2 separate regions of the Homo sapiens genome follow, and region 2 is linked to region 1. Evidence: read pairs that join two places in POLR2A ChIA-PET (ENCODE). Cell type or tissue: PC-3. All regions are shown on one strand. Region 1 overlaps DPYSL4 (dihydropyrimidinase like 4). Region 2 has its middle 12 kb from the start of STK32C.

The links. Peaks named below come from ENCODE experiments on the same cell type or tissue, not always from the same donor. Only the 100,000 strongest peaks of a DNase experiment are listed, where the experiment ranks them.
Region 2: POLR2A ChIA-PET joins it to region 1 with 5 read pairs; 2 of 35 experiments call an interaction of 5 or more read pairs at or near these places.

Annotation. Positions count from the first base shown.
Region 1 is chr10:132,190,992-132,194,991 of GRCh38, forward strand. DPYSL4 (dihydropyrimidinase like 4) reads left to right here. Exons shown (of 14, transcript NM_006426.3): 3 at 1,667-1,851; 4 at 3,854-4,000. Among named protein-coding and RNA genes, the nearest start is that of DPYSL4, 6.0 kb to the left of the region's middle. In PC-3, no CTCF peak of the experiment used is centred here; no DNase peak of the experiment used is centred here.
Region 2 is chr10:132,317,864-132,321,863 of GRCh38, forward strand. It overlaps a transcript of STK32C not described here. Among named protein-coding and RNA genes, the nearest start is that of STK32C, 12 kb to the left of the region's middle. In PC-3, no CTCF peak of the experiment used is centred here; a DNase peak (open chromatin) is centred at 2,448; H3K27ac peaks cover 1,878 bases.

The sequences.
Region 1 (4,000 bases):
ACGCTGGCCACGTGGTATCCAGGCAGTTGAAAGTATGTTCCCAGCTCGTGTGTACACGCTGGTCACATGGTATCCAGGCAGGTGCAAATAGTTCCCAGCTCGTGTGTACACGCTGGCCACGTGGTATCCAGGCAGTTGAAAGTATGTTCCCACCTCTTGTGTACACACTGGTCACGTGGTATCCAGGCAGTTGAAAGTATGTTCCCAGCTCTTGTGTACACACTGGTCACGTGGTATCCAGGCAGGTGCAAATAGTTCCCAGCTCGTGTGTACACGCTGGCCACGTGGTATCCAGGCAGTTGAAAGTATGTTCCCACCTCTTGTGTACACACTGGCCACGTGGTATCCAGGCAGTTGAAAGTATGTTCCCACCTCTTGTGTACACACTGGTCACGTGGTATCCAGGCAGGTGCAAATAGTTCCCAGCTCGTGTGTACACGCTGGTCATGTGGTATCCAGGCAGATGAAAGTATGTTCCCAGCTCGTGTGTACACGCTGGTCATGTGGTATCCAGGCAGATGAACATAGTTCCCAGCTCGTGTGTACACGCTGGTCACATGGTATCCAGGCAGGTTAAAGTATGTTCCCAGCTCGTGTGTACACGCTGGTCACGTGGTATCCAGGCAGGTGAAAGTATGTTCCCAGCTCGTGTGTACACGCTGGTCACGTGGTATCCAGGCAGGTGAAAGTATGTTCCCAGCTCGTGTGTACACGCTGGTCACGTGGTATCCAGGCAGGTGAAAGTATGTTCCCACCTCTTGTGTACACACTGGTCACGTGGTATCCAGGCAGGTGCAAATAGTTCCCAGCTCGTGTGTACACACTGGTCACGTGGTATCCAGGCAGTTGAAAGTATGTTCCCAGCTCGTGTGTACACGCTGGTCATGTGGTATCCAGGCAGATGAACATAGTTCCCAGCTCGTGTGTACACGCTGGTCACATGGTATCCAGGCAGGTGAAAGTATGTTCCCAGCTCGTGTGTACACGCTGGTCACGTGGTATCCAGGCAGGTGAAAGTATGTTCCCAGCTCGTGTGTACACGCTGGTCACGTGGTATCCAGGCAGGTGAAAATAGTTCCCAGCTCTTGTGTACACACTGGTCACGTGGTATCCAGGCATTGACTTTTGGGTGAAATCCATGGGAGAGGTTTCTTCTTTTCTAAACCCATCCTTGGCAGCAGTAAGCTGGTGGCCACTGTCAGAGCCCCGGCCTTTGGTGAGGGCAGAGGTATGTTGGGTGGCTGTGGGCGAAAGCAGGACACCAGCTTCCACGTTTCTTTGTTCATCGCAGCACTTAGTATGGTGCCTGGCTCATAGCAGGTGCTTCCTAAATACTGGTGCCCACATCTATTAGCGCACCTGCTTCCGTTTGTCAAGCTGCTCCGTCCTCTAGTCAAAAAAGTACCAACCAGGGACCTGAGTGGAAAACCACAGGGCGTGGCGTCTGCGTGAGGCTGGACCCTGCAGTGACCGTCCTGAGCTGCGCTGAGTGATGCTTTGCTCCCTGGCACTCCCGAGGAGCTAGTCCAGTGAGTGGCCGGCCGTGCTGGCCTTTTCCTCGGGGTCTGGAGCTCATGCAAACCCTTTAGCTCTGCTGCATTGCTGGGAGCCCATCTGGGCTCTGACCTGGGCTCCCTGTAACCAGTGAAATCTCTGCTGCTTTCAGACAAATCGGAGAAAACCTCATCGTCCCTGGGGGCATCAAGACCATTGACGCCCACGGCCTGATGGTCCTTCCTGGTGGCGTTGACGTCCACACAAGGCTGCAGATGCCTGTCCTGGGCATGACACCGGCTGACGACTTCTGTCAGGGCACCAAGGCAGCGCTAGCAGGAGGAACCACCATGATCTGTGAGTGTCTGGGTCTCCTCCTCTACAGGGGGCAGCCAGCGTCTGCTGCCCCTCTCTCTGGCCAGGTGTGTGTGGGAGGAGGAGTGTCGCCTAAAGGTGCCTTTCTCAGCTGTCTGCCTTTATTGCATCTGTCTGAGAACCTGGAGTGCTTTTCTAATCCCTGTGTCTCACTCTGGGTGTTTCTGTGTGGCCAGTGCTGGAATGCTCCTGGGATTTCCAGGACTGGAAATCAGTGACTGACGTGTGTCCACTTGTTCTTCCCTGGGCACTAGTAGCCAGCTCGGAGTTGGGGGTTGGAAAACTCAAATGCCTTGGGCGAGGGGAGGGGTCATGCTGTCTGAAATGCCAGATACATGTTTGACCTTGAGCCACATGCCTCGGAAGCTTCATATCTGGAAGGTTCTTGCTCATGTCAAGAAGAGTTAAGGATGGAGACTGTATTTTTAGAAAAAGATAAAAGCAATGCTCATTATTATCCCATCAAAAAATAACCCGAGTTGCTATTTCTGTAGTGCTGGCTGCGTGCCCGGCACGGGCTCTATCCTGACACCCATCGGCTCACATGCTCTCCTCCTAAAACCCTCTGAGCTCAGCCCAGCTGGGCTCAGCTAAGCCTAGTTTAACAGGTGGGTGAGTGGAGTCCGCCTGCCCACCACGAGCACGTGGTGAGCTCAGGAGGCAGGACGAGGCCTCAGAGCCTAGACCTTGACTGCACTGTGTGGCCTTGGGTGCCATTCACTCTGCGGCGTCCGTCTGGCACAGACATCGCTGCTGTGGTTGAGAACGGGTCTGAGGAGCCTAGCTGAACCTGGTTGTATGGTTTTCTAGCTGTGTGACTCCAGATAAACTCAGCTGGCTTTTATAAGTCACACTTTGTTGATCTGTAAAACAGAACACTGGCCTCATGAGCTTCTGAGGCATGTGTGAGTTAATGCACGTCAGTTGCTTTGTGTCCCTGGCACACCGGGGAGGGCAGCTCTGAGGACCCTGAAACACCTCGCGGGACATTTAGCCATTACCAAATCACAGCTTGGTTTGGTTTACTCAGCCACAAAGGGAGAAAACACCAGCAGCAGCCCATCTTGCAGTCTGAGGAGACTGGCCACTGCTCGCGCCCTTCAGGGGGCGGCCCAAGCCGGTCAGGACGTCTGCACAGTCGAGACCACCTGCCTCGTGCCAGTGCCAAGGCACCCGGCCAGCTGTGGGTCCCCGCGAAGACAGAGAAACACCACAGACACGAGGCTGGCCTCTATCCTGCCTCTGTCTTCCTCGGCCTGCAGGCCCAGGCTGGCACTGTGGGTGGCTGCAGGGAGGCTGGGTGCCCACTTCATCTTGTTGGGATGAGTAGGGGCCCGAGGGAGGGCTGTGCTGGAGGAAGGCATCCCTGGCGGGTGCGCCCTCCTGTCCGACCACCTGGCTTGGAGCTGTGTCTGGCTGCACCAGGAGAGGCCAGTGAGCAGTGTTCGGGCCTTGGGTGTGTGGTTGGTGGGGCAGCAGCATGATGGCTGTGTGCAGGGGGCAGGATGGCCCCTTTCAAGTCTTGTGGGGCACTCGGGAAACCAGCCCAGCTCCCACTGTTCTAGGAAGGCACCCAGAGGTGGGGCCCAGCACCTTGGACAGCGCACTGGCCCAGCCTGGCCCTCGGGGTGCCTCACCCAGCCTGACAGGAGCTGGAGGCAGGGCAAAGCCCCGACCTCCTGTGCTCCTCCAAGTGCGATGTGGGAGTAGGGATGGTTTGGGGTGGGGCTTTTCCTTTCTCCCCTCTCCCTTCTGTGCTCAGAGGGTGGCTGGGGCACTTGGGACAGAAGGTTCCTCTTTGAACAAAGCAATAGAACGGGTTCGTGGCAGCGTCATCCTCTCTCAGGGGCCGGTGGCCTCTGCTGTGTCTCCCTCAAATGGTCCTCTGGTCTCTTGGGAACATGAAACAGAATCTCCCATGGAGGAGGCAGAGGTGGGAACCAGGGACCAGTGGGGGAAGCTGCTGACCATGCTGCCTTCACAGTGGACCACGTCTTCCCCGACACGGGTGTGAGCCTGCTGGCGGCCTACGAGCAGTGGCGGGAGCGGGCGGACAGCGCGGCCTGCTGCGACTACTCCCTGCACGTGGACATCACCCGATGGCATGAGAGCATCAAGGAGGAGCTGGAGG
Region 2 (4,000 bases), 130 kb after region 1:
GCTACTCGGGGGGCTGAGGCAGGAGAATCGCTTGAACCCAGGAGGCAAAGGTTGCAGTGAACCGAGATCACACCAAGGCACTCCAGCCTGTGAGACTCTGTCTCAAAAAAAAAAAAAAAAAAAAGTCTGGGCACAGTGGCTCACACCTGTAATCTCAGCACTTTGGGAGGCCAAGGAGGGTGGATCACAAGGTCAGGAGTTCCAGACCAGCCTGGCCAATATGGTGAAACCTGGTCTCTACTTAAAATACAAAAATTAGCCGGGAGTGGTGGCAGGCGCCTGTAGTCCCAGCTACTTGGGATGCTGAGGCAGGAGAATCACTTTAACCCGGGAGGTGGAGGTTGCAGTGAGCCAAGATCGCGCCACTGCACTCCAGCCTGGGCGACAGAAGGAGACTATGTCTCAAAAAAAAAGAGAGAGAGAGAGAGAAAGAAAACAATCTAATAAAAACGTAGGTAAAAGACTTGGAAAACCAGGCACGGTGGCTCACGCTTGTAATCCCAGCACCTTGGGAGGCCGAGGCGGGCAGATCACTTGAGGTCAGGAGTTCGAGACCAGCCCAGCCAACATAGGAAAACCTGTCTCTACTAAAAATACAAAAATTAGCCAGGCATGGTGGTGCGCACCTGTAATCCCAGCTACTTAGGAGGCTGAGGCAGGGGAATTACTTGAACCTGGGAGGCGGAGGTTGCAGTGAGCTGAGATTGCGCCACTGCACTCTAGCCTGGGCAACAGAGTGAGACCTTGCCTCAAAAAACAAAAAAAAAAAGGAAAAGAAAAGAAAAGAAAAAACATTTCACCAAATAAGACATACAAATGGCTACATGGCTGATACACATGTAAAATGTGATAAACATTATGAGTCACTGGGCAAATAAAATTTTTAAAATTGCTTTTAGTTTATTTTTTCTTCTTCCTGCCAACTGTTGCTACCTCTGAAGAAGCAAGTAAAAATTTAAACCTCCATGAGATACAACTACACACTTACTAGGATTGCCATAATTAAAAAAAAAAAACAGACAATACCAAGGGTTGGATGTGGCAGAACTGGAGTCCATATTTTGTTAAAGTGATGCAGCTACTTTGTTTTTTGTTTTGTTTTGAGATGGAGTTTCTCTCTTGTCGCCCAGGCTGGAGTGCAGTGGCGTGATCTTGGCTCACTGCAACCTCCACGTCCTGGGTTAAAGCAATTCTCCTGCCTCAGCCTCCCAAGTAGCTGGGATTACAGGCGCTCATCATCACACTCGGCTAGTTTTTGTATTTTTAGTAGAGGTGGGGTTTCACCATGTTGGCCAGGCTGGTCTCGAAATCCTGACTTCAGGTGATCCGCCCACCTCGGCCTCCCAAAGTGCTGGGATTACAGGCGTGAGCCACCACGCCCAGTCATGATACAGCTACACTGGAAAACAGTTCATTTATTTTAAATTTAAGCATAATCTTACCATATGACCCAGTAATTTCACTACCAGGAATCTAGCCAAGAAAAATAAAATATATGACTTAAAGATAGGTGCATGAATATTCATAGCAGCATGATTTCATAGCCCCAAACTGTAGATAGTCCAAATGTCCATCATCTGGTGAACAGATAAACAAATAGTATATCCATTCAACAGAATATTATTCAGCAATAAAAAGGAATGAAATACTGATGCCTTCTACTACACGGATGGACCTCAAAATCATTATTCTACATAAAACCAGATGAAAAGACGACATACTGTCTGACTCCATTTACCTAAAATGTGCACCCCATTGTCCAGGCAAATGTGTAGAGTCAGTGCTTCCCTAGGGCTGGGGTGAGAGCGGAATGGACTGCAGACAGCTGTGGGAATGCAGGGGCTGAGGGTACTCATCCTAAAGTGGGAGTGTGGGGATGGTATAAATTTACTGTAAATTGAATAAAAATTGTGGTATTGTGTCTTCACAATGGCTTGTAGCCAAGGGTTTTTTTTTCCCCTTCCTTTTGTCATCTCTATTGAGGCATAATTTACATAATATAAAACTCATCTATTGCACCTTAGATGGATTTTTTTTTTTTTGAGATGGAGTCTCACACTTTCTCCCAGGGTGGAGTATAATGGCACGATCTCGGCTCACTGCAACCTCCGCCTCCCAGGTTCAAGCAACAATGAGAAAAAGTCTTAGAAACAGCTGTTTCCAGAAAAAAAAAAAAGTTACAGGAGACCTCATACAGTATGGCACATTTTTATGAGGTTTATAAAGCCAAGAAAAACTAGATGGCACATTGCGCGTGTGAATGATAAAATTCTAAAACAAGAGAAAAATTCAGGAACATCCCACAATCCAGGCTGGGGAGGGGGCAGGTAGGGGATGGTGGGGGGTGTGCAGGATGGGTGCTATGGCTGAATGTGTCCTCCACTTTCATGCTGGTTAAAGATAAACACAGCCCATTGCCAGAGTGGTGAGGGCAGACTGTGATTAGTCATAACTGTTGCAATGGGGAAGAGTCTAGCGTGACCTGACTCAGCTTGAATCTGCACGGCGGTGACTGTGGGTTTTAAAGGGACAGTGAGGGGTGGGGGTCCGCTGGGGCTCAGGAGAGCTGGGGAAGTGAAAACTTAAGAGTGGGAAGAGGGTGGGTCCACAGGAGACCCGTCTATAATAGGTTTGTTGGCCACGGTTATGGAAGTGAGGTCCCACCCCCGCAGAGGCTGGGGCACGGGGCCCTGTTCTCGGGTTGCTGGAGCCAAGAAGAGATCCTTTGGGCAGCTTAAGTTTTCTCAGGCAGGCATTTGGGGGGCTAGGTCACCCTTGGGATGCGGCCTGGAGTTCTTACAAATGATGCTGGCGTCCGTTCAATCCTTTGTGCGCCACGTTGAGGCCTGGTGGAGCAGAGGGCCTGGAGGAGCCTGGCTTGTGTGAGGTCAAGGGCAGACTTGATGTTATAACCCCCGGCTCCTCAGAATGTGACTATATTTGGAAATAGGGCTCCCTGTCCCCAGGAAGGCCAAGGCGTTGCCATCATTGTGATTTCCTACAGTCCTGGCGCATCTGGGTGTCCTCACCCTCTGCTGGAATCTGTAAATTATTGGTCCAGCTTATCTGTCCATCTTATAATAAATGACATCTCCATACCCTGCCATGGCCTTGGGGTGGGTGCAGTGCACCTCACCATCCTGGGACTGGCTTGCCGTGTGGTTTGTTTGGCCAATGGGGTGTCAGGTGGGAGGGAGCAGAGAGGCCCAACTGGAGAGTGGGATGGAACACGGTGAGGCCTGACTGGTCAAAGGGATGTTGGGGGGATGCCAGCGAAGTGGGCCCTGGATGTCCTCCCACAGCTACCGTCTTGCACCTTTGCATGTTCATGGGAGGCACATGGTGACCTGCTTGTCACAGAAGAATGAGACACCCATAGAATAGATGCAAGCTGCATCTGTGGCCCAGAGCCAAGACTGACCAAGCCCAGCCAAGCCCAGCCAAGCCCAGCCCACCTGCAGAGTAAGAGGTAAATGCTTGGCGTTCATGGTACTAATTTTGGGATGGTTTGTTATGTGGAATTCTGTTGAGACTAGCCAACTGGAGTCACGTCACCCTCCACATAGCCTGCTGGGACAATGTCTAAGATGACCCAAGGCCAGCTCCCCAGAGGGTCCCCAAACTAGTCCCAGAGCCACTTCATTCACCCTCTGGTCTGTAACCTCTTTAAAATTTCCATCTAAGGGCCGGGCATGGTCGTTCATGCCTATAATCCCAGCACTTTGGGAGGCCAAGGTGGGTGGATGGCTGGAGTTCAGGAGTTCGAGACCAGCCTGGCCAACATAGTGAAACCCTGTCTCTACTAAAAATACAAAAAATTAGCCGGGTGTGGTGGCAGGCACCTGTAATCCCAGCTACTGCTGAGGCAGGAGAATCGCTTGAACCTGGGAGGCGGAGGGTTGGTCATTCATTTTGAGGCTGTAAGATGCTTCCTTGTCTGGCTTCAGTGTGACGTATTTGTGCTTTCTCCCGTCCTGGCCTTTCCAGTGCTTTTGCTTAA